7 separate regions of the Homo sapiens genome follow, and all the other regions are linked to region 6. A link is a loop called in an ENCODE intact Hi-C map of the cell type or tissue named here. Cell type or tissue: endothelial cell of umbilical vein. All regions are shown on one strand. Each heading gives the region's core, and the rest is flanking DNA. Links, peaks and the distances in the headings are about the cores only. Region 1 has its middle 210 kb from the start of SLIT2. Region 2 overlaps LOC105374511 (a long non-coding RNA gene). Region 3 overlaps LINC02438 (long intergenic non-protein coding RNA 2438). Region 4 overlaps LOC105374511 (a long non-coding RNA gene). Region 5 overlaps LOC105374511 (a long non-coding RNA gene). Region 6 has its middle 3.4 kb from the start of SLIT2. Region 7 overlaps LINC02438 (long intergenic non-protein coding RNA 2438).

Region 1 (4,518 bases), core at 266-4,265, 210 kb before region 6:
ATTGGAAATAATTGTCAATTTCCTAAAAAAACTAATCATAGTCTTAATTAAAAGATATGAATAAATTGAAAGTTATATTATACTTTCCTTTTTACTTATCTTATGCCTATAGAATATCCATAAAGCTTAGCATATAGACTATTTATATTCTCATTCTAATGTGCTACTTTATTTTTTCTCTGGAATCCTTGATGTAGTTGGCTTCCCTTTTTAATTGCTTCCAATCCATACTCCCTCTAACCTTCTTAAATAGACTATGACCTAATAGTCCAATATCGAAGTCACTTAATATGCTAGTAATTGCCATTTTGTGAAAAATATACATCCAATTGAACCTATTTATGTTTTGTATTTGTTTCAGATATTCCGTGTACCATTGCACTAACACATACCTTTTATTTTTCCTTTTCAGCATTTCTGAAATTAATGATAATGTGTTTGGTGATTAATTTAAGTTTTAAAACACCTTCTGGGTGTTTTATGCTTTTTATGAGTTTGGGGAGGAGGAATTAGCATGTGTGCTATACGGAAAATTTTTTATTTCTTTATTCTCTCTCTCCCTTTTTAAAAAAATTTACTGCTACATCAAATTTATACTACATATTCCCATACTATAAAAATGCCTGCTTTCCAATCTATTTCATGTGCTGGTATTATAAGGTGCACCGAAGGGTATTTCCCTTCACTGCATCATTTTGATAATCACTTCTGCCTCAATGCATGAAGGGGTTCTTTTGTATAATGGATGTTGGAATGTGTTGATAACTTTAACAGACAGTTGTTAAATTGAGCATACATTTAGACAGCAATTTGCACCGGCTATAACTACAATACCCAGTGTGCTACCAAAAGAACCTGGCATATTTCAGTAAGGGTGAACACTTGTAGTTCATCAGATATTAAATGACAAGATTGGTTTAACACATTCTATATATCTCATCTTGGTTGACATGCAACTATTTTACTTCTCCTAGAGTGCAAATCAAAATGACATCTATTACTGTGCTCACATTTCAGATAATCAAGGCCTACAATAATGGAACAAATATTGTTAAATGTGCATTATTGCAGCATTCACTTTCATCTTCATCACCATCATTAAATTAGTTGAAAGCATGAGCGGGGAGCATGACATTCCACTAAGTGCTTCCTGCCTTTTAGGAAACTATACCACTGTCTCCAACACCAGAGAAGTAACAGCAATTAATCTGAGTTAACAACTCCCTCCATCAACAGCCATCTAATATGATTTGACAAATATGCTTATGGAAATTCTTAGGCACTGGAATAGAGTTTTGATGTGTATTTATGTTTCCTTACTTATAAAAGGGTAACACCCCAAGATACAAACAGCAAAAATAAAGATCAGAGAGCTAAGAGTCATGGCTTGACAAATTTGCACTCCATTGCTCACTTGATAGTGGGCAGGCTGGAGTATTAATACCAACCCCAACACCACCCACCATGTTTAAGGAAATCACTGATACTTCTCCCTATCAGAAATTGTTTTGTCTTTGCTATGTGCTACCTCATTGCTTAATACTGCTTTTCTCCTTTCTTCACTCAGTAAAAATCTATTCATTCTGTAAGTACTGACATCTGGGAAACAATAAGTAAGTTGAAAGCACAAATGTATTTTACTTATTCTTACACTCCCAGTCCTTAAGAGGATAGCACATACAACATGGTTGTGCTGAATGTTTATTGAACAAATAATCAGAATCAGGCAAGCATAGACTTGAATTTTCGCTTCAACTTGACTGACTGTGTAAGACTGAACATTTTTGAGCCAAATTTTCCTAATCTGTAAAATCAAGAAAATAAAATTCGTCTCAAGGCCTTATAATTTTAAGAGATGTGTCCGTAATGTGCTTAGCACAGCCTAAAAACCTGACTCACTTTCCTTCCGCATGGTGCCTCCTTCTTCATTTCCTTTCTCATGCACATTCTGTTGTTATTGGAATTCCTCTTGAGTTTTCTTTCTTCCTCTTTCAAATTCTCAGAATCAGAGTTAGACCTTCTTCACACTCAAACAAAGAGAAAATCTCCTTTTGATATATAGTGTATAGTGTCCATCAACTCTGGGTTTATTGATTGGTAACCCTCATTAGTAGAGGTGGATTTCAAGTGATAAAAATCCTGCAAAACACAATTTATCAGAAACTCTGATTGCAGAGCACAAACCTGTAACAGTCACATGCTTTGATGCTATGAGTAATAATTTGCATACTTTATGCATCACGACACTCTAAATAAAACAAACAAACAAAACATTGATTTGATAACCACCCTACAGGGAACCTGAATTATCTGTCAATTTTCCTTATGATAATTTCCCAAAAATATTACCATAAATATAAGGAACAAGAGAGTATATGGCAAAGAAATGAAGAGAAAAAAGGGTAGTTGGTGGCAATCTGTTGGGGAGTTAGTTACTTTTAAAAGGATTATATTTTTCAAGATTTTGTTATATTTGTGGTGTTTGTTTTTATAAAGTTCAAATTTGTTGTATGTTTTCTCTTTCAAAATAAGTATTCATGTTCATACTTGATTCCTTTTAAAGCGGGTTAAATTGTACACATCTTGGCGCTTGCCTACAAAACTAGATCCAACCTCACTTAAAACTTTTCTTACAATTAGCTGCCTTCTTATTTAAATAGAAGGTACACATGTACAAGAATCACACATTCCCTGTGCACTTCTGCATTTCAATGCCTACACACTAGTCCAAACTTCAGATTTCCAGAGAAATGTTTTCCATCTTTTAATGTGACTATGAGACATCTCATTTTATTATAGTTCATGGTGACTGGCTCCCTCAAGCTTTACTTCACATGAAATGTCAACATTGAACATAAATACATGGAAAGTACATCTGGTCTGGTGGGATAGTATTGATGCTGGCTTTTTGGAAATTGTGAGTTGGGATGAGTTTGCTGCAGATATCCAAGCATCTGCCAGTTAATTTTGTGTGGTATATCTGGAAAGGTCCCATGCACACTGAGGCATAACTTCAAATACGTTTTTTTGGCTGTGGATTCCTGGGAAACAAGATGAGCAGACAGACAACACTGCCTAGAGTAATTAGGAACAGAGTGACTTGCTCTACATCCTCAGGAAATTGTTGCAAACTGGGAAGGCACATCCCCCAATTTGTTTTTTTCCTCTGAACATCCCTGTCTATTGAGAGGCAACAGCTGGCAGTGTAACTGGCTGGGCTGCTTGAGTTTGCACTAATATCATTAAAGAGTAAAATATTAATATACTCCTGTTAAAAGAAGTTACACAGAACTTATCCCTGAAAAGCCATCATTAATCTTCATAATGACCTTCCAAATAAGATAGAAAAAATGAACACATTTTATAGATAGGAAAATCTGGATAACTAGGGTTTTGTTCAAGGTCAGAAGTCTAAAAAAATACACACTGTATTTCTCATAAATTAAGTTTTTGCCATGATTGCCTCAATCCTATTCTCTGCCTGCTATAAGAAAGTGTTTTCTCTGCCAAACCGCATTTCTAGCAGAAATAAATACTTTATAAATCCATTCCCTTTGAAACTTGCATTCAAGTACAGTCAATCTTATTTTTAGAACATTTATGCATTCTTACTTTAAAAAATCATTTAAAGTTATCCTTATAAAGATCATATTTCTTCTTTACTGCCAAAAGATCACAAATGCCTACAGGGCAGAAAACTTCCTGTTGAACAAGGGAGATTAGATGAGACTTTCAACAAAAGATTAATTTGTCTACTGAAATACGGTTGGTATTGCTTAAGCTGATGATTTTCTTAGGAACCATTGCAATGAAAGCAATGTGACTTAATGTGTCCAGTTTAATGAGTAAACATGTTGGTACTACCAAAATGTATTAGATTCCATTTTAAATAATCATTTACAAGCAATATGAAGCAAGTGATAATCAATGGAAAATTGCAACAGAAATGGAGAATATGAAGAATTGAAAGAATGTGGCTACGTTTTTAAAAGTAAAATTCGCAAATAAAATAATCAGATCTTCTTCAAATTGCTGATAGGGCATAGCTTATACATCTAATTACAAAGATTGCATAGACCATATCACATAAACAAAGAAGCATTTGTCCTTACTGAAGAGGGTATTCAAACCACAAATTGCTCTGTAGTATGCTCCGAATACAGATAAGCTTGAAACTGCTTTATTTAGTCTTCATACACACACATCAAAATAGAAAATGGTTGCATATTTAAACATTTTAGACCCATTCCTATTTTAGCAAATTCTAGCTTACAATATGATTATGATTACATAGATTTATAAAACCTCAAATATCTCCAGTTATCACTTGGGATTTTTCTTCTTCCCTGATTTTTTTTGGGTGTGTGTGTGTGTGTGTACTTAATCAGGACTCAGATAATCACATATGGTCTGAAATGCCTTTCCTGCTGCTTGGGCTCTCAATATTATACATCATTCAAGTCCTTATTAAAATACTACCATGTTCATGAAACTGTCCCACTCTCTGATTACTGCTCC
Region 2 (4,518 bases), core at 259-4,258, 460 kb before region 6:
CAAAGACAGACAAACTTGGCATCAAACCCTGTGTCTTCATTTATTAATGCTGAAAATTTATAACGTTCCTTAACTTCTAAGCCGGAATTTTCTCTGAAAATGAGTAGGATATGATCTATTATGGAGCACAAACATTGCTCTAAGGAATAGATTAGACTGCACATGGAAAGCGCCTAGCACTGTGCCCAGCACCTAATTACTCCCCAACAAGTATTAGCTTCCTTCCCCACTCCTTGATTAAACCAGTGCACAGTGGCTCTTTAGGAGTCAGATTATTTATAGGAATAATGCCTCCATGCCACTATTTGAATGCAAGACAATGCTGGTTGAGATAGATCTGGAACCCAGCTAAACAGACAATATAATCTCGGAAAGCAGGTGGGCCAGGATGGAAGGGACATGGGAAAATTAGGGGATTCTATTCTCCTTCTTAACCAATGTCTAGGAAACGCTCTTCTTTTTCTCCTCAGGCATAAAGCTTGAACATGACTTTTCATTTTTTATAATTTCAAGAAAAACCTAGTGGGTCCCAGTGGGAACTATCAAAAGGAATTAAATTGTTATGTTTTCCAGAGTTAGAAAATAAATGGAGAGTAGGTGTATATAAAGATCTTTTTTTTGATATTTTTGTTTTTTCCATGTGATTAGTATATATTATGTAATTCTGCTACAGCATCATTTTCAAACATTCACTTAATGTCTCATTAGCAAGGCCTGGGAATGTATTTGGCTCCTTCTGGCATTGCCTGAGCCTAACCTTCAGGTTAGGCACCCATTGATTTTAGCTTCCATTGCTCTGTGAAACACATCTGGGTCCTTAATTAACAATTCTCTAAGTTGGAGACAAATTTGCTATTGCTTGAACATGTCTGATTGAAAGCACAGACATAATGCTTACAAAATGTTGGGGGGAAAAAGTAATTGAAAGTAAGATTATAAATTACTCTTGGCTTTAGGCTTCCCTGAAGCTATGGAAAACAAAAAGCAATTATTTATATTTGGAAATGGAATTAGTCTTTTTTTTCCTGTTATCTAATCAATGCTTATATATTCTCTCAGCCTGGTTCTCTAGTTGGTTAGGGAGCTTGAACGGAGACCCCACTTTTCTCATGCAATCTTTCCCACTTTTCTTCATTTCTTTCTCGTTGGAAATTTTTCCAAAAATGACACTTGTTTAGCACACAAAAGCCTTCAATATGTCAGGCAAAACAGTTCAATACCTGTAATTAGTGACCTTGTTTTATTCAAGTCTCCATCACAAAAGAAATTTGATTGTATTAACCCTCTTTTTTGGTAAATGCAGAATATGAAGCATCTGCATCAGGCGTTTTTAAGTACATCCTGAAAATTCAGAGAGGTCTACGCTTAATCACATGTAAGCACACATGCAGTTGGTTTTCTGTATTTTGCAATAATGTTTGAGGTTTTACCTCTGTGATATGAATGTACCTTTGTCTTGTGTATATTGTTTGGTTTTCAGTAATTCACTTGGACACTAGCAGCATAGATACAATACTGCAGATTCAAAACACTTCAAAGTATTTCATTTCATATGTAAGATTAGGTTGCATACATTTTCTGCCATGATTAGGGTAGTTTCCACAAATCGGCATCTCTCTATTTTAACTCTACACAGCAGGCAAACTCTCTAAACCCAAAGGGGAAAAAAAAGCTCTTTCTTCCACTCTTTACATATTCTTCTCCATTATCATCTCTGGCCATCTACAACCCAGAAGCTGAGATTTAGTCAAAGTTGGCATCCCAGGAACTGTGTGACACAAGTCACTTAACATTCCTTGGTTTCAGAATCTTCATTGTTAAAATGAAGAGGCTAAACCAGCCATAACATGGGGTTTCCTTGCTTATCCTCCAGCATGGGGGTCCTCAACTCCCTGGGCTGTGGACCAGTACCAGTCCATGGAATATTAAAGGAACCGGGCCGCACAGAGGTGAGTGACAGGCCAGCAAGCATTACTGCCTGAGCTGAACTCCACCTCCTGTCAGATCAGCTGCAGCATTAGATTCTCACAAGAGCTCAAACACTGTTGCGACCTGTGCACACAGGGGACCTAGGTTGCATGCTCCTTATGAGAATCTAATGCCTGAAGATCTGAGGTGGAACAGTTTTATCCTGTATCCATTCCCCCAACCCCAAAAGTGTCTTCCACGAAACCAGTCCCTGGTGCCAAAAACGTTGAGGACTGCTGCTCCAGCACACTCCTCTAATCATGCTAATCACGCTGCTTTTGAAAAAAAAGTCCCTTTCTGTTCTCCTCACTGGACTGAGGATTGAGGGACAACGGGTAGACCTTTCCAGTGATTATTTTATTCTATATACATCCAGCTCACCTCTGCCTCTAGTGGCCTCAACATCATCCTCCTGCCCCAGTGCCCTTCATCAGTTGCAGCATTTGAAACCTCAGGAAACACACAATAAATGTTTGTGAAATGAATGGTTTCAGATAACTCTTCCTCATGCAGAGATTCAATTATTGGGGTGTTTCTAGGAGGTCAATGTCCCCCCTTCAGACACCCAGAGAAAGACTAGTGCAACACCGAGGACAAGTTTGGCAGGACTTCATTTCCTTTTATTGTTTTGTTTTGTTTTGTTTCCTGAATATTACAAATATCTTCACCTCTCTCTCTACTCTTTCCCCAGTTTTGGCCAAATGCCAAAAAATGCTATGTATCATGGCCTGTAAAATGCTAATACAAAGTCATTTTTCCCAAGGGAAAGTTAGGAGGAGATAGTATTCTTTCACTTCCATATGATAAGGCACTGAGGACAGCCTTTATGATTAACAACAGACCAGTTTCTTTACCCACCCCGGTCTCTTTACCCAAAGATCAGTTTCCAACTCCTCAAGTTGTTATTTTTAGTCCAGCACAAGTTTCACCAGTTCAGAAATTGCAGGAAGGGGGCAATATAAAAATCCCAGTAGTGCCAAACATCTCAGATTTCTTCCTTCAAAAAAAAGAACATCAGGAGTCGGATGCTTGCCTCAATTGTTTTCTTGTTCTAGACTACGGTATCCATAGATGCTGTCAAAACTCTCTTGTAATTAAGAGGCTATCTCTGCAAAGACCAGAAGGACCCACTCGTCCTGCTATTCCTTTATATGAGTAAAACCACTCTGCACACAGCCTCCTTAGTATTGGGAAGGGAGTTAAAAAAGGAAAAACATGAAAACTGCCAGAGTTTGAAGGACTCAAAAATTTACTCCTTTATTTTTTCTTATGTAAACTACAGAATCAATTGAGAAATAGGTTTAGAAGTTAGATATTAAATTGTTAGGTCTGCGGAGAAATGGGATTCCATTCTTTGAGTGGACTCTCAAACTGAAGTTCTGTGCCATGGTAGGAAGAGCTGGACCATAAAAGTTCTTCTTCACTTGGACCTGACACTACAACTGAAGCATGGATGAGGGGAGAAAGTGTGCTCCCTGCAAGTAGGCACTTCCTACCAAGAAAGAGTGATTATTGGTATTTCTCAGACCCCTGGAAGGAAACAGAATCTACTCCAAATAGCTCACACATAAGGATTTTAATGATAGAACTGTTTGTAGAGGTGAGATTAGTGTTTGGGAAACAAAAGATGGGAGGTGACAGGAAGACTAGCAAAAGTGGGAAGCTGTTACCACCATAAGGGCTTAAGGGACAAGCAGAAAATTATGTGTCTGGCACACAGTAAAGACCAGGGCCTTAGAAGAAGAGCCACCTGTGGAAGATACATCTGTAGATAAAACACAGCTACTTCCAGAGAAATGGGATCAAGGTGGGTGGGAAGGAGGTGAGAAACAGTCAAAGAAAATAAATACTGAGACACACTGTCTCTTGTGCTCCAATCTCCTGTTGTGGGTGTCATTGGTCAAAGCCAACAAGAAGCCAGAGCATCATGCCATCCACAGGGCTCATTTGCCTGCCTTGTCTTCACCCACATTGGCACACCGCAGGGTAGAGGAGGGTGAAGAATGGATCTAGCAAGAGCAAATAATGGCTTATTAGAACATCGACCAATAAGAAAGTATACATCCACTGGAAGAAATGGATAAAGAAGAAAAAAATGGGAGGGAGTGCAGGAATTTTAATGGACTTTTGTTTTTCCCACTTGGAAAGATAAGGATCAAGGTGACTTTACAGATATTTCCAATGCTTCAGTTTTCTCCAGACAACCCAACTTGCCCAGCCAATCATGACATCCCCCAGGATCTTTCACTGATCCAGGCAGTTCTGCAGACCTTCTTTGTGCATCCCTAGTCCCAGTACTTGAACAGCTCACTTTTATTTCATTCCTTTGCCTTACACAATTTGAAGCAGGCTTAATTGCTAAGTGCCACCAAGAGTCTCTTTCCTTTTGGCTCATGCAGGTTGTTTCTCCATACTTGCTTTTCTCTAGCAGACCTCAAAATTCACTGCTTCTGTCATTATGCAGTATAATGTAGTGGTGAGGAAATGGAAAATGATGTCAGATGCACATGCTTCCTATAATGTAACTATTGGGTTTGCAGTCATCTAACC
Region 3 (4,518 bases), core at 289-4,288, 940 kb before region 6:
AAAACTCAGAATAATATTTGTTTGTCATAACTCCAAGAACCCAAGACTTAAAGAGAGATAATAACGCTTTGGTAACACTCACTTGTATCCCCAAATTTACTAATTCATTTTCTTTCTCTTTTTTCCTTTTCCCTTCTCTTTTCTTACTTTCCCCATCCTTTTTAAATTTTTTGATTGATTCCTTTTATTCTGTTTTACCTCCTGATATGGTTTGACTGGGTCCCCACCCAAATCTCATCTTGAATTCTCACATGTTGTAGGAGGGACCCCATGGGAGGTAACTGAATCATGGGGCAGGTCTTTCCTGTGCTGTTCTTGTGACACTGAATAAGTCTCACAAGATCTGATGGTATTATAAGGGGGGGTTTCCCTGCACAAGCTCTCTCTTCGCCTGCCACCATCCACATAAGATGTGACTTGCTTCTCTTTGCCTTCCGCCATGATTGTGAGGCCTCCCCAGCCACGTGGAACTGTAAGTTCATGAAACCTCTTGTTTTGTAAATTGCCCAGTTTCAGATGTCTTTATCAGCAGTGTAAAATTGGATTAATATACCTTCTCTCAATTTTAATTAGTTTTACTTTTAAATTGTTATAGTGTTACTGTTTTTCTCTCCCACCTATACTTTTAATGTCTTAAAAGCCAGGAAAGACCCCCTTATATGCACTCTTCCACACAGCAGTGATATTGATGCCTTAAATATTTATGGAACTTCATTTATGGAAAACAGAAGAAAGAAAATGTGGATTTCTAACAGCTCTTTAGGAGACTACTTCCTTTATTCACAGAAAGTAAAGGCATTAATAACTTTTCAGCCTTTGTGTGGCTAATTTTTTAGTTTTTTTGCAGTTTATTCAGGGAAAAGTTACTATTAAAAAAACAGATCAAAATCTGTTTTGTTATTCAGCTGTGGGGTTGAGGTTTAAATTTGCTACTTTCTGGAATGTACTTGAGTGGAAAGCCAAGGTATAGCTTGGTATCTCAAAGTTAATGCAACCTCATTTTTTTCTCAGTGAGGATAAATTAATAAAACTCTAGATATGGAGTATTTTTGGACTTCCGTTTGTAGAGGACAGATTTAGTTCAGAAATGGACACAATAACCAAATAACTACTAGGCGAATCACAGCTATTAAGAATTTTTTAAAAGATAGGAGGGTTCAGATAGGAAGTGAGACTAAGGTCTTGAGCTAAGGAACTCAGTTTTATATTGTCTCTTATTCACTCTAATACCATTACCTACAAGGTGCTAAGAACACAATAGTTTCTAGATTGAGCACATACTACAACCTGTAAGAAGAGATGGATGCTGAAAAGACCAGTTATATGAAAACAGCTGAAGACCTGAATTAAGGCTTTCATGATAGCAGTAGAAAGAAGGTGACAGATGGAAGAAACATTCAGAAAACCAAACAATTCAAGTGAGAAATGAAAAGGCTGATTCAAGTATGATTCCGAGGTTGCAGGCTTGAGTAACTGAATATTTTAACCAGAATTGATCCTCTTAATAGAATGAAAAACAAAACAAGATAGAGATTTTGGGGCTACAAAAACAGAAAGTTGAGTTAGGAAAATATTTAGTTTGAGGTTCCTTATTTTTCTTACATATTGTGACATTAATTTGAATTCATCATTTTAATTTTTTTAGTCCTTTTCAAATATCAGTTTTTCCTTCTGATTTCTGAGTTAATATTCCTACGTTCTATTATTATTGATGATGATAAATGTGAGAAACGGGACTGCATTAAAATGATCCTTCCTTGTGTTCCTACTTTATATGACAACATTCTACATGACAGTCGCATTATTTATGTTAATCTTACACATGTATTACACTGTGACTTTGCAGATGAGAAGTTCAGAGTGATTAATAGTGGAACCTAGGTCTTTATGAAATATACCATTTCTAAGGTCAATCATCCTAGTAAATATATCTAAACACTTTTCATAACCAATGAGATGCTGTAAAAACCTAATGGTAGACAGGAAGAGTCTCAATGTTTTAAGGATAAGAATTTGAGGCATGCAGAATACTCCTTCTGGTTAAATATATTTTATCTCCTTTCAAGTACATTTAATATCTTCTCCATTTCTTTCAGCTTTTACGAGCTGTCAAAATGCTGCCCACCTCTGCTGAGGAGGCCACAGGATGAATTGTGCATTCATGTTGTAAACCACTTAGAGCTTTCTGGGTAGAGTAACTGTTACCACTTGAGGGCATCCTGTCATTATGTTCTGTAATAGTCCTGAACTTCTAAATTCACCTCAAAACCATGGCTCTCTGACAGAAGAGACTAAGAAAAAGAGAGAAAAAGATCTTTGCCGGAAATGCTGAGGCAGCAATGAAAATGATAATTTACCATGCTAAATTGGTGTTTCCTGGAGTACTAGGTCAGTGAAGACTGTATTTCAGGAAATGCTAAGTCAACAGAAGAGGATAAGTGACACAGATAGAAGTTGATGGAATCTTCCTGGCAGGGACCAAAATAGGAACTCAGACACACCAAATGTTCTAAAAGTTCAAAAGGTTTTGGCCAATCAAAGGAGGAATCTGCATTCGAAGTTTCCTGAGTAGAGAAGCAAGAAAAACATCATTCTAACAGCATTTCTTAATATAAAGGTGGCAGTGGTTCTACTTTGAACCTATCAGCTATGGGAATGATATTGAAAATGAATGGCACATCAGGTTGGAAAATTTTAATTGATAGTTTAAACCTGGACATTAGGATTTTTCTTTCCTAGGTTTTCAACAGAGATGATCAAACAAATGCTTTAAAATATGTGCAAATATGTCTGAAAATTTATAATTGCTATTATGATTCAATAAATCTTTCTCCAGTGTTGAATACTAAATAAACATTATTCATGATAATTATGATGACATAATTGCCTTTGGTATTCATCTGTGATTTCAGGAAAAAAACTAACAAATAGATACTAGGAAAAGAGAAATATTTTGTCCTGAAGAAGAAATTATGATTAAAATTAGGGTGAAGTATATAAAGCTATACTTGAAAATATTAAACCAGTAGATTTTACTGATCCAACACAATCTATAGTTTTTGGCAGGCTCAAAGTACTTGTTATAATCTGTAAGTTTATAGTTCATCCAAGTTCTCAATTTTTCTAGCAGTCCATTACAGAATTAGAGTGAATAGTAATGATTTGTTGTACCAAATTACCTTTAATTTGTTGGGAGGGTAGTGGATATGAGATGACATATTTATGAATACAGCACAGGTACCAAGCCTATTTCCTGTATTTGAAGGAAATTGAACTTTTTTCTATTACATTGATGTAGGATGCTGCATATAGTGTAAAGCAGAGAGGATATGTTTTCAATGAGGAAGTCCAACTCAGAAGCAGTCTTAAAGCAATTATTTTTATTTATAATATAAAATATAACTCTTAAGTGAGCAGAGTTAATTATACGCACAGAAAAACTGGTTATTCTTAGGAAATTTGGTTCAATACCATTCCTGACAGTTTTTAAATGAAGGGATCATGAGTACTAGGTTTTTGTTTTTTTGGTTGTTGCTTTTTACGTTTGCTTTTTTCTCATGGTTTAATCCTTAGCAACAGTGGCTGCTTTTAGGTTATTAGCAGCCACATCAGGTCAACAAAGGAAAGAGCTATGTCAAGTAGTTATTAGTTTAGGACCTGTGTTCTTTAACACACTGTCATGATTGCTTTAGTATGACAAGATAGCGTCTTTAAAAGATCTAGAAATAAACTTTTCTCATTAAAGGCAAACTATCAATTCTCTCAACCAGAAACATTTGGCAGGGTTTGTCCAAGACCAAGCTGCACAATTCAAGTTTAGTCTTGGATTTCTATTCAAAATGAAGTTGAAGTTCCACACACACAGTCAAAATAATCCCCTGGGTCCAGAAACAGAGTCTATGACAGGTTGGATAAAATAAAAATTCCAAGTTTGGATTTCCCTGATAGCTTCAGGATGACAGAAAGCTCTAGGGGTAGGAGACTAGAAAAAAAGTCCGTTAGGGAGTTAAAGTCATTTATTGCAGCAAAACCACCGAGGGATAAAAAAAGAAAAAAGAAGAAAATAGAATTCTGGTGAGGTCTAGTTTGTAGTCAGTTTCAAACAAATCATGTGTGTATGTGATGTATAGTAAATAACTACCCTAAATTGATTTCCTTATGGGGAAAAAAAGTTGCCATCCAATAGATTTAAAAAGTATTATCAGAAAAAATGCCAGAGGAGATCATTACTATAAAATTTCCAATCATCTTATAAATGCAGGATAAAAAGCAGCTGATAGCAGGGCTAACTTCTTATTCATCTCAGCAACAAGCTGTTCCTGTTCCGTGAAATGGAGTGAAATGAATGCCATGGCCTTTTTAAGCGGCACAGGGGATCTATTTATTGGGAGAAGAGATTTGCTGAATAACCATAAAATGCAGAGATAATTTTAGAAGTCAGCTAACAGCTTTGATGTGGAGACCCTCAGAATCCACCTGTCCATAATATCTATTCCTCCTCCAGCAGGCATCTCATTT
Region 4 (4,518 bases), core at 140-4,139, 740 kb before region 6:
TATTATTAAGGGAAGAATAAATAGAAATTAAATGAACAGTATATAAATTATTGATTAAAATATATAAGATATAATTGATTATTTACTTATTGTTTTATTTAATATATTGAGTACCAAATAGGTCAAGGACTTGGCTAGGCAATTTTAAAAATGTTATTTTATTTTTATATTTTAAGAGCTTTTTAAAAGAAGAATTTTAGGTTCACACCAAAATTGAGAGGAAGGTAAGACATCCCATATACTCCCTCTCCCTATATGTTCATGACCTCCCTCATTAACAACATCCCCCAACAGAGTGGTGCATTTGTAATAAATGACAAATCTATGTTAATACAACATTATCACTTAATGACCATAGTTTACATTAGGATTCATTCTTCTACATAGATTTGAGACCAGGTAATTTTAATACATTATCTCTTAATTTTGAAACAGCCACAGTGTAACTTAAGCTTTGCTAAAATAAATGATATATTTAAATCATAAAACTGACAAGTGATAAACTCACAAGTGACAATAACCATTATCTTTCATTGAGGTCATAGTGCAAGGTTGGTACAAAGATAAATCGGCTATTTATATTACCTTGTTTAATCCTCATATTAACCTTATAAGAGAGGTGTTATTGTTTCCATTTTAAAGATTAGGAAACTGTGGTTTATAAATGCTAAGAAACATGCAAGGATCACCCAACCATTAAATGATAAAGCTTGTATTTAAACCCATGCCAACAAAAGATGTAAATCTTACCTTTAAAATGTGAGTTATTACAGCAATCATATCTATCAGAAAAGCAGAATTTCTGTGACTAACAAAGTATAAGGGTTTATTTTTAGGAATTAGACCTTACACAATTATGGGGGCTGGTTAAGAAGTCTGTGTGGCCAGGCGCAGTGGCTCATGCCTGTAATCCCAGCACTTTAGGAGGCCAAGGTGAGTGGATCACTTGAGACCAGGAGTTTGAGAACAGCCTGGTCAACATAGTGAAACTCCATCTCTACTAAATACAAAAATTAGCCGGGCATGGTGGCACATGCTTGTAATCTCAGCTACTTGGGAGGCTCGCTTGAACCGGGAGGCAGAGGCTGCAGTGAGCCAAGATTGAGCCATTGCACTCCAGTCTGGGCAACAAGAGCAAACTCTATCTCAAAAAAAAAAAAAAAAAAAAAGAAGTCTATGCAACAGCATTGTCTTTGCATTTGGTGTTGGGTGGGCCTGAATGATCCATAAGTTAGCTGGGGCATCTGATGGGTAGGGTAACTCAAGTGTAGGAGAGCAAAGACCATCAGAAACTTATGAAGTCATACATCTTCACAGATACCCACATCCGTATCTCATGATTGCCAACTCTGATGGTGCAGGTGACCTGCAAGAGAATTTGGCACCTTTTGCCATGGAGCTAATTACATATCTGGCCCAGGATTTGCAGAATTTGAAGGGAGAAGCCTGGTAAGATTGGGGGTAGCTGTGGGCCAGGCAGCTTTCCCTCACTCAGCTAACTGTTTCAGTACATTAATGAAGACACGTGCAAGATGTCATGGTGCCTATCACACTATGTCTGTCTTCTGAGTGTCAAACTGGTTCTTCCTTCATCTCTTTCCAAAAATCTTGCAAATCTCTCTGTATGCATCTCTCACTTGGAACCACATAGAGAAGAGAATTCTACAAAAAGTATCAGTTGAGCTAAGTTTTATCACCACAGGGACCTAGTGAGAATATATCATGAAAATACACACATGTAGGTGCATGTGCATGTGTCTGTGTGTTCACTTTTGACATTCGTTTTATTGATTTTTTTCCCCATTAGTTGTGAGTTTCTTCAACTCTTACTTTCCTCAACTTCATCAGCTCTCTTAATCATAGTGGTTTTCAGCAACGCCATGATTAGAGTGGGACTACTGAATGCAGTATTTTCTTTGAAGAGCAGAATAGCCATAATAATAGAATTTAAAATAACATAATAATTATTATTCAATTGTCCAACCCAAATAACAATAATAAATAACCCAAATAACAATAAATCTCTAACCCAAATAACAATAAATAAAATTGTTGCATAGTTTCACTTAACAGTTCCTGGAAGTAAAACTGCATCGTATTTTGCATTGACACGTCCAATCAATCTGTAGTGGCTGTTGAAAGTGCTGCCTCAAGACAACCTCTGAAGAACATATGAGGTCAATGGGCTTGAGGGTGATTAATTACCAATGCGTTTCAAAGATTCTAATCAAAGAGTGAGTCACATATGCTGCACAATAGATATTGCATTCACACTTTAAAAAACAATCATTATACATAGATAGCTACCGTCACCCATCTCATGCCCTGGTTATTAGTAATACAGAAGTCCTTCCTGTGACCTGAATACTTTGCTTCTACTAATGCAGCCTAAATTTGCCTTTTCTTTTTCAGCCACAAATTACATTAAATCCCCAAGATTGTAACTGCGTGTTCTGGTTGCAAACAAGGACTTTGTCATCCTATACTTAGTTGAATTTCTGAAGCAAAGCAAAGGACTCTTTATATTGATTTTGTAAGGGAGATACTATTGTTCCCATTTTATGGATAAGGAAATTGAGGCGCCTAAATGCTAAGTAACTTGCAAGCATCACTTAACCAGTAGATGGCAAAGTTTACATTTAAACAAACCCATGACAACAAAAGGTTGGCATTTTATATATTTCTATGTGTCTGTTTTGACCCATTGTTTCAGCCTGTTGACAAACATTTTGAATATCATAGTGATCAACTGGATATTTTTTAGATGACCTATCTGTCTGAGCCTGCTAGAATGAGTTTTTGCTTTCCAAGTAAAAGTGTTTTAAGCAGTTCTCCATAGCTATAAGAACACCATTCTGTCATTTGGTTCTCCCACTTCTTGGTTGACCTCATATGTTTCCTTTTTTTTTTTTTTTTTTTTGTGAGACAGAGTCTCACTCTGTCACCCAGGCTGGAGTGCAGTGGCGCAATCTCAGCTCACTGCAAACTTCGCCTCCCAGATTCAAGCTATTTTCCTGCCTCAGCCTCCGGAGTAGCTGGGATTACAGGTGCCTGCCACCACGCCCAGCTAATTTTTGTAGTTTTAGTAGAGACAGGGTTTCCCCATCTTGGCTAAGCTGGTCTTGAACTCCTGACCTTGTGATCCACCTGCCTCGGTCTCTCAAAGTGCTGGGATTACAGGCATGAGCCAGCATGCCTGGCCTATTTCCTTTCTAAAAATATTTAAGAAATTTAAGTAATTTTTAAATTAATATCCACTTCCTTGAGGTTCAAAATCAACATTATACTCTGACATCTCGCTTTATGTATGAATTTTTGAAGGGTAAGGCCTTCTTTTGTTTTCTTTCTTGAAATGCATATCCTTCCTTCTTAAGTTGTTTTTGCACTTTCTCTTTTACATTAGCAAACCTTCAGTGATTAACACTGAACACTATGTAATCATCCCCTGATCCATATAATTGGGGCATTCATTATATTCACCACATAAGGTTGTTGAGATGATAAAAGCACAAAATAATTCATGTAGCACGCTGAATAGAATGCTGAAAATGCTCACTTTGAGTTAACTCTTGATTACTAGTCATGTGGCTTATCTGTTCTTCAGATATCTCTTTTGATTTTTGTCCAGGTCCCTGAAATCATCTCTTAGATAATTATCTTTTGCTTCTGGCCCTATTACTTTCTTCTTTCCTCACTGTGTTGGACACAAAGTGTATCAGAGTGAGCATAATACCAGAAAACAGGAAATGTGTAGGGTGATCAATAGGCTTGAAGGGATAAAAGGCTTACTGCGCCTATTAATTTTAAAAGGGGAAGATACCAGCTCCCTGCTACACCTAAAGACATGAGTGAGAGACTTCTGGTCATCACAAGGAAGGTCTGGAGTTGCTATCTATGCTCAGAAGCCGGAAGTGTTAAATGCTTTTCACTGAATGGGATGTTTGGCCTTAAGTGCCATGATAGTCAGGTGAAATCAATGCAATGAGCAACACAGCAGAAGAATCATGAGGGTTACTTGGTGGGGATATGGAGCAACAGGAATAGTGGGGCTCATAAGCTATATTCATATGCAGTCTGGAAGCATTTTATATGGATTTGAAATACAATATCATAATGTAATATAAAGCTATAATCGGTTGTGCCCAATTTGAAAGTATGTGATATCTCCCAGATCTTCAGAATTTATCGAGGAATACAAAATTTCCAAGATTACAATTTAGATAACTTATATACTGTACTTTAATATTATTAAAAGGAAGTGCCATTTATATGGCAAATAGAAATACTAACAATCCTTGTTGGTATTACTTGAATCTCACAGTTATTTCCCTGTGTTGAAACTTCTGCAGATGCTTTGGTGATGCAAGCTCTGTGCTTACACTATTATTATAATTTAAAATCTTCTTAAATGTTCTACAACACTGCTGTGTAAAAGCTAGAGATAATGCAGTAAAATGCACTAAGAGATCAATAACCTGGAAAGGAAGTTAAATAACATAAAAATGCCACAAAGAAGAC
Region 5 (4,518 bases), core at 230-4,229, 760 kb before region 6:
ATTTATAGGTAAGAGGTCATGTTACAATCAAATGCGGAGAAAATACATTGCTCACTAAATGATGAAAGAAACATTGAATTTTTTTATGAGAACATAGTTCTCTACATTATATTATGGACCAAAGTAAATTTCACGTATATTAAAAGTATAAATATTAAAATCAAATTATCAGACTTTCAGAATAACATGTAGGACGATAGATTTTTGTTAGTAGCAGAATGAATTATTTCACAGAAACTGAGAACAAGTCATAAAAATTAGACTCTGGTAAATAAAATAAATAACTCCTACCAAAATGAATACACAAATTCAAAATATGAATCATAGGCTCAGAGAAGATATTTGCAATGTATATTAGACAAAGATTTAGTGGCCACAAAACATTACACCATTCTGCATGTTGTTTTTGGAAACAAACATCCCTTCTCTCACACACAAACACAAAATGGTTGAAGCATTTATTAGATACTTCACATAATAATAGAATTAAGTGAATAAAAATTATGAAAAAGTATACAAATTTACTAATAATCACGGAAAGGTGAATACAGACAATAAAATACTTATATCTACAAAATTTAAACAATGATGATAACAAGGTAGGCTATTGTGTGGAGAAAGTCTTATAAGTTAATAATTTGTGGAGGCACATGCCCTATAAGCCAGCTGTTCCACTTTTTGATTTAATCACTAAGAGAATGTACCACGTATCTACATGTATTAACTTCTGAAGGTTGCCGTAATAAATTAAAACAAACTGGGTGGATTAAAGCAGTAGAAATGTATTCTTTCAAAATTCTGAAGGCCAAAAATCTGAAATTAAGGATAGTTCTTTGTGGAACTCTGAGGGTAAGTCTGTTTCATGACTCCCTTCTACCTCTGGTGGATGTGAACAATTGGTGGCGTTCCTTGATTTGCAGACACATCACTCCAGTCTGGCTTTGTCTTCACGTGGTGTCCTCCTCTGTGTGTGCTCTTTGTCTAATTTCCCTCTCTTCTTACAAGGACACAGTTATTAGATTAGGGTCCACCCTAATCCATTAGGCCCTTGTCTTAACTTGGTACATCTGCAGCACCCTTATTTCCAAACAAAGTCATGTCCTAACATTCTGTGTGAAAATGAATTTGGGGGGACACTATTCAATCCAGTACACCACACAGAGAAAAATGTATAATAAAGTTTATCACAGCCCTCTTTGTCAAGGAGAACAATTTAAAACAACAGAATGTCCACTTATACACTAATGGATAAAAAATAAGGGCAAAAGACATATAATGGTTATACAGGTGTTAAAACCAGTGACTCAGACATATGAATATCAAAGTTGATAAATATTAAAAACATATTGAGTGAAAGAAAGAAATTGTAGGATATTCGACAGTTTTCTATCTGATATGTAAGAATAATGAATACACAACAAAACATAGTGTTTAATACATATGAAATAAAATATACAAATATGCAGTGTTACCTGCACATCAGTTTTAGGTTAGAGGTTATCTCTAAAGTGGGAAAGGGAAGAATGAGATCAGGAGTAAAGAAATCCTTTGAATATATTTATAATATTTTTCTTATTTAAAGGAGAGGAGATTTGGAGCAAATGTGTTGAAATGTTAACATCTGATACAGTTGAATGGTCAGTATAGCGCAGAGTTTCTCAACACCTGCACTACTGGTATTTGGCACAGGATTCTTTGCTGTGTGGAGCTGTCCTAGGCATTGCAGATCATTTTGATGTTTATCAGTTTGCCTGGCCTGTGTCCACTAGATGCCAGTAGCAAACCTTCCCCTCACCCCCAGTTATGACAATCAAAAATGTTGCCAAACGTTTTGTTCTGTGGATAAAAATCAACTCCGGTTTAGAACTACTGGTGTAGAGTATTCATTATATGTTTCTGTTTGTCTTTGCACATATTTAAAATATATTATTGTATATTGTGATAAAATAAAAATGTATTTCTTGCATACTAAGTTTTAATAAAAAATAAAGGTAATTATCAACATATAAACATATATAATATAAAGTATGCCATGTCATAAATTCAAGATATAAAAAATACTTACATAATAAAGAAAATTTGCAACTAACTTTGAGCTGTTTAAGATAGGCTACACTAAAGAAAAAATGTGTTGGTTTCACCTTTAAAGATGTGTAGTATTTTATAAGTTTGAGAAGTGTGGAATACCATTATAAGCAGGAACGGCAAGGGAGCAGAAGCTACATAATTATTTTACAGAATAATGAATTCTTCTGTGAAACTGAAACATAGAGTCTCAAATTTTCATGCCTTCAATGGCAATAGCATATGTGTGTAGAGCAAATGGTTGTAAGAAATTTTAGAACAGTGCGGCCTACAACAGATTGGAGAGGGCACCGAGCAGACCATGCAAAACAAGTTTGAGGGCAGATTCAGTCCATATTTTTAATTGCCCTTGTCTTAAAATGTATGGAGGGAACTACTAGAAATATGCTGGCAAGAAATAATTGATACCATTAAGAAACAGTCATTTAAATTAATATTCTTGTAGAATGTTGACACGTTAAAATTGCTTGAGTAATATACAACTTCATGGATTAGACATTTTAATATGATTAATATATCAATGCTCCACAAATTAACTTGCTGATTAAATGCATTGACAAATATAATTCTGGCAGGATTTTTGAAAAATTGGCATGATGACTTTGAAAATCCATATGAAAATGCAAAGTATCAAGAACAAATTTGGAGATCTCATACTGCATGTCTTTGAGAGGTATTGTGAAGCTATCTGATCATGAAGTGTGATAGTGACGTAAGAATCATCAAATAGATCAGTGGAACAAAATGAACAGACCAGCAACAGAGCTACACTTATTCAGTCCTTTAATTTTCTACAAAGCTTTCAATATTATTCAATTTGTATCAGTATTTGTCTTTTCGACAAGCGGTGGGATAAATAGATACTATAACTTGACGATCTTTACATTATAATATATACAAAACATAATTCAAGACACACCATAGACCTTAACATAAAAGCTAAAACCATAAGGTTTTTAGAGGAGAACATCAGAATTTCTTTGTGATTTGGAAATATGCGAAAGTATCCCAGACTAGAAACAAAAAACAATAATAACAAAAAAACTGACAAATTAGGCTTGATCAAAAATTTAAAATAAATCTTAAAATATTTTCTAAGAAAATGATTCCATTAAGCAAAATAACAGGAATGTTACAGATCTAGAGAAAATACTTGCAATACATATATGTCATACTGAGAACTGGTATTGAGGATTTTACGTAACTTCTACAAATCAATGATAATAAGATTCAAAATGAGCAAAGAATCCAGAAACTCCACAACAAAATCTACAGAAATAGTCAATAGGCACTAGAAAATATGTCTATCACAGTAATCTGGGAAATGACAATTAAAGGCATAACTGGAGAATCATCAGCAATAACAATGACATATTTTGAGAGTAAGTGGATCAATTGATATTCTCACACATTTCTGGGAGAAATGCAAAATGTTAAACTCTTTTAGAAACAGGTTTGGACATTTTTATTTATTTATTTTTGTCAAGGACTGTGTTCTCTATTAGAGAAAGATCAGAAAAGGGTCTTTTGTTTCTGCAACACTATGAATATTTTATGTATACCATTCAATAACTTTCCAGCAGCAGTTGCTTTTAACATGTTAATTTAATGCTGAAGGCCATGCCCATTATAAAATCATGTACTAATCTCTGGTGTGTATTTGAGTTTTTATATATTCTGAAGAGTGTCCCAAGAAATGCACAATTAGAACTACAATTAAAAATTCTCTGGGTAAATAATCATATGTCATATCTGTGTTATTATTTTTTATCTATATACTATGAAGAATTTTTGTTGGATAAAACATGCATGCTCTTTATTATATTCATATAGATAAGGTATGTTAACTATTTACTTAAAAGTATTTGCCTTTTCATAGACTCAAATACCAGGAGGGCAAAAATTGTGTCTTGGTCACATTTGTTTCCCAGTGCTTAGAAGAATGTCTGGCATATAATAAAAACCCAATGAATATTTGCCAAATGAAGGAATATGACAACCAGAATCGAATAGCTGCAAGACTATAAATGTTTATGAGTTATCTGTGTCTTCATTAAAAATGACATTTTAGGAGGCCATGTGGCTTGCTGAATATCTGCAGTTAATATATACTATTTTGCAAGAAATTATAAAATATTTTTTACCTTTGTAGATTTTTTAAAGTTTAAATTTTTCTTCAAATATTCTATAGAGCAGGAATTTGTATTTGCATCTTTTAATAATGCATGCTAATTACAATTTAGGGACATGAAGGCTTATATAAATGCTGAGTAAATTTTATATGTACACATTTCCCATTCAAATGATTTTCATAGCTCATGGGGCATTCAGTTAAACGCAATCACTCTTTATGTTTCATGGAAATGGAATGGGATCTGAGAGAGATGCATTTTTTTCCTCACCAATTCATTTCTCATTATAGTTCAGCGCTAT
Region 6 (4,518 bases), core at 301-4,300:
TTACTTTGAAACCTAATTAAATAAAATGTTATCCTTCTCCTCCAAATTCCATAGTTCTCATTAGTAGACATGTCTGACCCCAAAATTATAAACAATTGTTATGTTTTTAATTACTTCAGTAAGACACTTGTGGAAATGTGTTTTCTCTCTTTAATAGATTATGCATGTACATAATGGTCTTGATTTTTTTGACTATTGGCCTATGAAGCCTAAAGTGCTTACTTACTAGCTGGTTCTTGACAGAAGAAGTTTTCCACTTCTTGTACTAAGATACTAATGAGACTCTTTGTATGAGAAAATGGCTTTTTGGCCATCAGGGAGGCATTTACTTTGAACTATATTTTTCCAATAGTGGTTATGAACTGCCTCTGTTAATCAGAGTTGATTTTTATCTACAATATATAATATTTAGCTTTGGGATTTGAAAATATTTATTTTGAGTTTCTATTAGACTAGAGTACCTTTCTGTGTAATTTTAGCTTGATACTATGACCTTATAGGACGAAGGTCAACCTTTTGCAATCTAGCAGAAGAAGCCTGCAGGAGGTGTGAGAGGTTCCTTTCCTTTCCTTCCAAGTAACCCAGAAAGATTTTTCTTTTCTTCTGTGAAAATCCAGGATGCACATTATTAGACTTCGTAGAGTCAAAAGATTAGGACATTCAAAATCATTTACAACTGTATTTCCTTCTCCTCAATGGTTAAAGGAAATCGACAATTTAAAAATTTGAAACTCATAAAACTATTAAAATTTTTACCGTGTATTTTTGTTTGTGTGTTTTGATATTAATGTATTTTTAACCTGCATCGAGTATTAACTATCTTTTGCTTTACTTTTCCCACTATCATTTTTCTATTATCAGCATATTCTCTTTTGTTCTTGCTGGAGTATCTCACACATTTAATATTCAAATGTCACTTTAAACCACTGCACTCTTTCCTCCCCCAATACATCTTTGTCTTCATTTTATATAGAACAAGTCTTTGCTTGGTGTACTCAAATCATAGAATTTGAAAGGTAGGGTATTACAATGTTTGTGAAACAGAGTTTGGGATTGAATTGGAATTCTAGTGCCTACTTTGCTGCTTGCTAGCTGCATGAACTGAATGAATTCCTGTAAACCTCAATTTTCTTCACTATAAATCAAGGATAAAAATAGTATCCAAGTCAGAGGATTGCTGTGAAAATTAAAGAAGCTAAGATATATAAGGTGACCAGCCCAGTGTTTGGAACACAGACACTGCTTAATAAATATATTATTACTAATAACAGAAGGATGGATTTATGGTTCAACTGGTCTAATCCCAACAATGTATAAAGGAGGAAACTAAGGCGAGAGCTAAGCCGCATATCCAAAGCTACCCAAGCACTCCCACTTATCAGCAGATCAAGGTTTAGAACTTCTCCCTTTAATTTCACTGCATAATCAACAAGCAGTTATTCTGGCAGCGGGAAACCAACTTTACCTCTTCAAAGATTAGTTTATATTATGTGACACACATAGCACAAAACTAATTATATCTATCGCCACTCTTTTGTTCATGGGATACTGTAGGTCTGAGCAGGGCTTGATTATTGTAAGTTGATTTGTTCTTCTTGTAAAGTATCACCCTCAGCCCAGCCCTTCCCAGGACTCAATACAAGAAGTTATTGGATCATAGTAATAACTAAAGGAATATGTTATCTATTCTCATAATACAAATATAATATTTTAGAAAATTTCAGATATTAAAAGTAATAATGAAATACCCTTTATTTAATAAGCACCTAGCTCTATGCCAGGCCCTGTGCTGTTAGATTGAAAAATAATATCTTAATTTTCACAATAATCATGAGAAATAGGAATCAATGCATCCATACAAAAGTGGTATTAAACTGGAAAAAATCCCTATAAATATAACAGATTTTTTTAAAGGGTTGAGGCATATTCGGGCAGGTTGCTGATGTAATAACTAGGAAGCCCTTTCCACTTCTGAAGGCCATTTCCTTGGAAAATAAAACTAAAGTCTTATTGCCTCTGCGGAGCTGTACATCAAAATATTTTGGTGCCCCCTAGAGGTAATCAGTAATGTGCAATTGTCAACCCCCAGGAATGAGAAGCTGAAGACAATTCAGCAGCTGTTATCTATTATTCTTTGCTGCTTCATTCTCCGTACCAATGTGTCACAGATACAAACACAGAGCAGCTCTTGAGTAATGGATCTCAAATTTTAGTGAACATCAAAATCTCTTGGAGGGCTTGTGAGAACACAGCCTTCTGGCTTCTGTTCCCAGATTTTCTGATTTTGTGGGTTTGAGTTAGGGCCTGAGAAGTTGTATCTCCAACTACAGTCCTGGCGATTACGATGCTGTTGGTCCAGGGACCACATGCTGAGAACCACTCACCTAGAGAATCATCTCAAAGTCAAAGCTATGTCCAGAAGCAGGTCAGGTTTCAGTATCCTTGAAGTGCTGGTGCTGAGGACTCTAGCTCTTTACTGCTCCCTGTAGATGCCCTTAAGGAGTGTGTGCAGAGACATGACCATCTCCTGTATGAGGGTGATCATTCCTGAGGATCTATAGATTCCTTGATCCCCACGAGTTCCAGTGGATCTACAGATAAACAGTTGGGTGAAGAAGAATCAATTGAGAATTGAGGTCAGAGAACTTAGGTTCTGGTTCTAGCTCTGCCATTTAATAAGCTGCGACTTGCATGAAGACCAACATCCTCTACTGTAAGGAGTGAAATAGCAACCATCACTGTGGATGTAACTCTGTCAAATAGCTTGGAATTTAGTAGGCTTGAAACAAATTTTGGTTAAATCTTAATTTCCATTATATTAGGGTTCCATGTCTACGTTTCCAATACAAAGATATTGTGAGAAATATCAGATAATTTAAATGAAAGAAATATCAAATAATTAAAATGAACACATTGCAACAATGGAAAATAGTAACATGAAGGCAGTTAAATTCAAGGAATTAAGTTTCATGAATTTGATCAATGCAATTACTGTTACCTACCTCTGTTTAAAAAGACAGAGAACAATAATTTTTACTCTTCTTTATCTCTTTTTCGTAAATTCTCTTTTCTTCCTCCCTTTTCCCATATAACCCAACTTCACAACCTTTTTATTTCAAAAAAATGCAAAGTTTATTAGACATTTAATAACCTACACATTATTCTGATGCTTTTTATTTCTTTGCTGCATAGGTGATTGTCTACATTGTTTCCAAATTATTGTACGAACTGGATTTTTTTTTTTTTTTTGCAAGATAATAGGAGACTCGGATATTGGCTATAGTGGATTCCACTTCTGCTTAATCCAGGTCAGGATTTATGGAGACCTCATGTGGTGACAAGAGGCACCACAGAAGGCTTTCTTCAGGCTGGGTTTAACAGTGAAAGAGAAACTCAGAAATTCATATGGGAGCAAAATAATCCATAAAGAATTAAGACCTAGAAGTTAATGTTTCTGAAGCCTGCAAGGCCTTCAACAAACATCCTGCAGTAATACTAATGGAATAATACAGTAATATGTTAAAGGACAGGAGACCTGGTTGTTTATGTATGTATAAAATTCCCCTTATCAACTAAAAAGTTAATAACGCAAAAAATAGTAAGATATGCCTCTCAAGAATTAATTACAGTCTTTCTTTTTTCTGAATGAAATCCACTGAACATAGCTTCTTATTTAAATTGGCTTCAAATTTTAAAAAGATGTTTCTGTAGGCATGTTGCTATGTATGTTAGTTTCTCCTTGGTTTTACACAAAACAGAAAGTGATCAGAGATAGAATGAAACTTGAACTTATGTCTGTGAATTTCACTTATGCAACAATATCAATAATATTATTTATAAATATTTGGAATGCAGGATATGTTCTTGGAATTAAAATATGGAACAACAATTCTATGTGGTGCACAAAGTTGAACACAAACACCTCTTGTTGCTGACAAGATATTAAAGTTGTGAAATTAAATAAATTAATGTATCAGCAACCATATTTAACCACATAATTTACTGGTACACACTAAGGAAAATTCACTGAGGGTTGGGGGAGCTCCTTCCTCAATGACAGGTACTTGTTCTTTATCTCATTTTCCTTACAAGAAAATGTGACAAGGGCTTCTTTTTTCTCCTCCTCAAGGAAGTTACATAACAGACCTTTAAGCTAAAATCTAGAAGGACAAATGAGTTAATAAATGTCAAATGTTTTTGAAGGTTTTAAAAGAATAGAGCAATATAAATCTGTGGCATTAAAATGAGTAATCCTAAGAGTTCCAATTCAGTTATCAGATGGTACCCTGCCTTTGGGCGTGTCCTCGAAAAGGCTTACGTTTTCCAAGGCAGGCAAAATGAGGTAAGTAGGGGTAGCCATTATGAAAGGACATCTTAGAAAATGTTAACCAGGAAAAACGTTAATGAGGATATTGCAGAGATTTTAGGTTGAGCATACTCTTGAGTTAAAGAAATCGGTTACTTATGAGGAAACCTATTATGTGGCAGGCATAGATGCTGGAAATACAAAGAGTTGGA
Region 7 (4,518 bases), core at 343-4,342, 1.0 Mb before region 6:
CGCCTGTAATCCCAGCACTTTGGGAGGCAGAGGCAGGCGGATCACGAGGTCAGGAGTTCGAGACCAGCCTGACCAACATGGTGAAACCCTGTCTCTACTAAAAATACAAAAATTAGCCAGGCGTGGTGATGCGCCTGTAATTCCAGCCACTCAGGAGACTGAGGCAGGAGAATCACTTGAACCAGGGAGGCGGAGGTTGCAGTGAGCCGTGATTGCGCCATTGCACTCCAGCCTGGTCGACAGAGCAAGACTCCGTCTCAAAAAGACAAAAAAAAAGAAAGAAAGAATTTCTTAGAACACACTGGCATATAAACATTAGGTATTTTATTAAGCACTATGCTAGAAGCCCGGGATACAATGGAGAGCAAAATAGTTATTTTTCTCTTTTTTCACTTGGATAACTTTATTTATTAGTGTAATTCTCAATCCGTAAAGTTCACCATTTGAAATTGTAAAATTAAATGAGTTTTGCACAATTCAGAGTTGTCCAACCATAACTGATAACTTTCTTCCCTCCCAGCTTTACCGGAATAGAATTGGTATGCCAAAACTGCATATAATTAATATATAATTAGCATACCATTTGGTAAGCTTGGACATATGTTTATATTCCTGTTACCTTCACCACAATCAAGGTGACAAACGTACCCATCACCTCTAAAAGTTTTCTTGTGTTGCTTTGCTTTTCATTGGTTTGTTTGTATTGAACACTTAACTTGAGATTTACCCTCTTAACCATTTTTAAGTGAGTGATACTTTATTGTTTACTATAGGAACTATGTTGTTCAGCAGATCTCTAGAACTTACATAACTTTAACTTTATACCCATTGAATAACAGCTCCTCATATTCCCCTCCGTTCACTCCCTGGTAGCCATCATTCTATTGTCTACCTCTGTAAGTGTGACTATTTCATTATTATTATTACTCTTATTATTAATTATTATTATTATTATTTGGAGACAGAGTCATGCTCTGTTGCCCAGGTTGGAGTGCAGTGGCTTAATCTCAGCTCACTGCAACCTCCGCCTCCCGGATTCAAGCGATTCTCCTGCCTCAGCCTCCCAAGTAGCTGGGATTATGGGTATCCACCACCACGTCTGGCTAATTGTTTTGTATTTTTAGTAGAGACAGGGTTTCGCCATGTTGGCTAGGCTGGTTTCGAACTCCTGACATCAAATGATCCACCTGCCTCAGCCTCCCAAACTGCTAGGATTACAGGCGTGAGCCACCGTGCCTGGCCAGTGTGACTATTTTAGATACAGTATTTGTCCTTCTGAGACTAACTTATTTCACTTAGCAGAATGTCTTTCAGGTCTGTCCATTTTGTTGCGAATGGTAGGATTTCTGTCTTTTTTAAGGCTGAATAATATTTTATTATGTGTTTATACCATAGTTTCTTTACTCAATTGTCAGTGAACATTTCAGTTCCTTTATCTTGGCTATTTTCTTCAGTGCTACAATGGACATGGAAGTGCAGATATTTCTTTGAGATCCTAATTTCGGTTCTTTTAAACATATATCCAGAAGTGGGATTGGGATTCCTGGGTCATATGGTAGTTCTATTTTTAATTTTCTGAGGAACCTTCATACTGCTTTCCATAGAGACTGCACTGTTTTACATTCCCAACACAGTGTACAAAGTTTCCTTTTTATCCACACAGCCACCAACAACTATTATCTTTTTTGTTTGTTTTTATAATAGCCATCTTAAGAGTTTGGTGATATTTTATTGTTGTTTTTATTTGCATTCCTTGATGATTAGCGATATTGCACAACTTTTGATATACCTGTTTGCTGTTTTTATGTCTTTTTGGAGAAATGCTTATCCAAGTCCTTTGCCCATTTATAACTGTTTTTTTTTTTTTTTTGCCATTGAGTTTATAAGAGAAGCACTTCTAAAGAATTCTTGCAGAAGGAGATAGGGAGGAGAGAGAGAGAGAGGGGAGAGCTAGAACTATAATGAAATACAGTATGTCTGTATTTCACAAGGTAAAACATGTTTATAGTCCTACAGCTTACTACTGTGATTGTTCTTATTTCAACATTATTGTGCTATTTCAGATATAGCAAGTCTTTTTAGAATGACTTAGAAACTTGAAACAAATTGACTTGATGCTATTTGCCTCTGGGAAAGTGGGGAACATTACTTCCACATTAACAATATCTTTTTAAGGTAAGTAATAAAAGTTAAATTAGTGAACACTAGATGGCGGCATTTAAGAAAAATTAAATCAGAGTAAGTTACTGCGCCACATTAAAAAAAAAATCAGATGTCTCTCACAACAATGACTTGTTTTTCTCATTTATTTGTTTGTTTTGTTCACTATTTGAAATAAGATTTTAGAAGTCTGGAGAAAATATTAAATAGGTGGGAAGGTACTAAAATGTATTTTTCTTGTTTTACAGGTAGAACTCATTGAACACTTGACTCCTGAATGTTCAGATCTATGTTTGAGTTGTTCCGCTAATCCTAGGAGAGTGATTAAAGGTCCACATGTAGTATAAAAGGACCAATGTTTAGGTAGGTGTTTGCTAAGAGGAAACATTTTTGAAAGAAACTTGTTCTGAGTGTAATGCCAGGCATTTAGGCACCAATGATTCCAGAATTTTTTGTTTTTTAAACATACAATAATGGGTAGAATTAATTGAGTGCTTAGGAAAGTCCCAAGTACAGGGATACAAACTTTACATATATCACCTCACTATATCTTTCTACAGTCTAATAAGGTAGGTATATTTTTGGTCCTGTTTTGTAGATGAGGATTTGGAATTTTAGGTTTACGAACTTGTGAAAGCTTATACCATTTTAAATGAGAGTTGAGTTTCAAATATGAAGTCCACATTATTTTGAGTCTAGACTGAGATTTTAACCATTCCACAGATTTTCACAGACCTCAGATTTACAGATTCCTGTAAAATGCACAATTTTGAAACATAGGTATAGCATCAAGCTAAAGTTAAATGTGACTTTGAAATGGGTTGAACTGCAGAGAGGTACCAAATTCCTTACAAACAAACAAACAAACAAAAAAGTAAACTTTTGGACTCATGATCCACAGAAAATATTTGACTCTTTTGATTTTGTTATATCAGAAAATTCAATTAAAATTAATTTTATTTGTAGTTATCTTAATTGCTGTTTTGGATAAACTCAGATATTCATGTAAATTAATCTCTAAAATATTACAGAAAAAAATTATATATTTTGTCCTTAAAAGTAAACAATTGATGAGATTCAAATAAAAGGAAATAATCAAATTACTCTTTTTAATATAGATACAAGTCACACGGCGTAGACGTTTGTTACGTTAAATTACAATATCAATCTGTTGGACCACTTAAAAATATATAATGTCTATAATATAGACATTATATATAATGTATATAGTATGTATTATATATAATGTATATAGTATGTATTATATATAGTATATATTATATATAATGTATATAATATATTATATATAATGTATATAATATATTATATATAATGTATATAATATATTATATATAACGTATATTATATATTATATATAATGTATATTATATATAAAATATTATATTTATATATAATATATACATTATATATAAAATATTATATTTATATATAATATATACATTATATATAATATATAATGTATACACATTATATATAATGTATAATGTATACATTATATATTATATATAATGTATATTGTATACATTACATATATGTAATATATATAATATATATTATATATAATATATATTACATATATGTAATATATATAATATATTATATATATTATATATATTATATATATATTATATATTATATATATATTATATATATTATATATATATTATATATATTATATATTACATATATATATAATTTATATATATATTATATATTACATATATGTAATATATATATATTTTTTGAGATGAAGTCTCGCTCTGTCGCCCAGGCTGGAGTGCAGTGGTGCGATCTCCGCTCACCGCACGCTCCACTTCCCGGGTTCATGCCATTCTCCTGTCTCAACCTCCCCAGTAGCTGGGACTACAGGTGCCCGCCACCATGCCCAGCTAATTTTTTGTATTTATAGTAGAGACAGGGTTTCATCGTGTTAGCCAGGATGGTCTCGATCTCCTGACCTCATGATCCACCTGCCTCGGCCTCCCCAAAAAATTTATTTTATCATAAGTTGATGTAGACAATGTGAAGAATATGGAAGACAAAAATGTTATTAAAATACACGTACTATTACCACCCCATAAATAAGCTTTGTTCATATGTGGTATATTCTTTTTTAGTGTTTTCTTGATGTGTTAACTGTGAATGTAGAAAACACAGATGCACAGCTCCATAAACACAAACACACACACATCAGATGCACACCCATATGTCTGAACATTGGAATAACTTGGAATATAAAACTTTAGGTACTGTTATCTTTTTTTAATTTAACATTATTTTATATGCATGTCCCTTGGCCTGTAAATACTCTTTGAAAAACTACATAATGTGACATTG

The links. Hi-C counts contacts between places; a loop is a spot of excess contacts. Peaks named below come from ENCODE experiments on the same cell type or tissue, not always from the same donor. Only the 100,000 strongest peaks of a DNase experiment are listed, where the experiment ranks them.
Region 1: a loop joins it to region 6, with 3 times the contacts of the local background. A loop is called at or near these places in 3 of 110 quality-filtered maps.
Region 2: a loop joins it to region 6, with 5 times the contacts of the local background. A loop is called at or near these places in 2 of 110 quality-filtered maps.
Region 3: it touches region 6 in a loop (22-fold over the local background); 12 of 110 quality-filtered maps call a loop at or near these places.
Region 4: it touches region 6 in a loop (9-fold over the local background); 3 of 110 quality-filtered maps call a loop at or near these places.
Region 5: a loop joins it to region 6, with 15 times the contacts of the local background. A loop is called at or near these places in 7 of 110 quality-filtered maps.
Region 7: it touches region 6 in a loop (11-fold over the local background); 56 of 110 quality-filtered maps call a loop at or near these places.

Annotation. Positions count from the first base shown.
Region 1 is chr4:20,041,058-20,045,575 of GRCh38, forward strand. No RefSeq gene overlaps it. Among named protein-coding and RNA genes, the nearest start is that of SLIT2, 210 kb to the right of the region's middle. In endothelial cell of umbilical vein, for the core only: no CTCF peak of the experiment used is centred there; a DNase peak (open chromatin) is centred at 1,914; H3K27ac peaks cover 2,067 bases.
Region 2 is chr4:19,789,247-19,793,764 of GRCh38, forward strand. All of the region lies in intron 2 of LOC105374511 (a long non-coding RNA gene), which reads left to right. Among named protein-coding and RNA genes, the nearest start is that of LINC02438, 330 kb to the left of the region's middle. In endothelial cell of umbilical vein, for the core only: a CTCF peak has its summit at 2,370; a DNase peak (open chromatin) is centred at 2,675; H3K27ac peaks cover 328 bases.
Region 3 is chr4:19,307,277-19,311,794 of GRCh38, forward strand. The region is part of intron 2 of LINC02438 (long intergenic non-protein coding RNA 2438); the gene reads right to left. Among named protein-coding and RNA genes, the nearest start is that of LINC02438, 150 kb to the right of the region's middle. In endothelial cell of umbilical vein, for the core only: no CTCF peak of the experiment used is centred there; a DNase peak (open chromatin) is centred at 2,235.
Region 4 is chr4:19,506,403-19,510,920 of GRCh38, forward strand. The region is part of intron 1 of LOC105374511 (a long non-coding RNA gene); the gene reads left to right. Among named protein-coding and RNA genes, the nearest start is that of LINC02438, 52 kb to the left of the region's middle. In endothelial cell of umbilical vein, for the core only: no CTCF peak of the experiment used is centred there; a DNase peak (open chromatin) is centred at 2,279; H3K27ac peaks cover 384 bases.
Region 5 is chr4:19,484,871-19,489,388 of GRCh38, forward strand. All of the region lies in intron 1 of LOC105374511 (a long non-coding RNA gene), which reads left to right. Among named protein-coding and RNA genes, the nearest start is that of LINC02438, 30 kb to the left of the region's middle. In endothelial cell of umbilical vein, for the core only: no CTCF peak of the experiment used is centred there; a DNase peak (open chromatin) is centred at 1,761.
Region 6 is chr4:20,246,236-20,250,753 of GRCh38, forward strand. No RefSeq gene overlaps it. Among named protein-coding and RNA genes, the nearest start is that of SLIT2, 3.4 kb to the right of the region's middle. In endothelial cell of umbilical vein, for the core only: CTCF peaks have their summits at 2,083 (motif pointing left) and 3,348; DNase peaks (open chromatin) are centred at 2,036 and 3,346.
Region 7 is chr4:19,222,816-19,227,333 of GRCh38, forward strand. All of the region lies in intron 2 of LINC02438 (long intergenic non-protein coding RNA 2438), which reads right to left. Among named protein-coding and RNA genes, the nearest start is that of LINC02438, 230 kb to the right of the region's middle. In endothelial cell of umbilical vein, for the core only: no CTCF peak of the experiment used is centred there; a DNase peak (open chromatin) is centred at 2,326.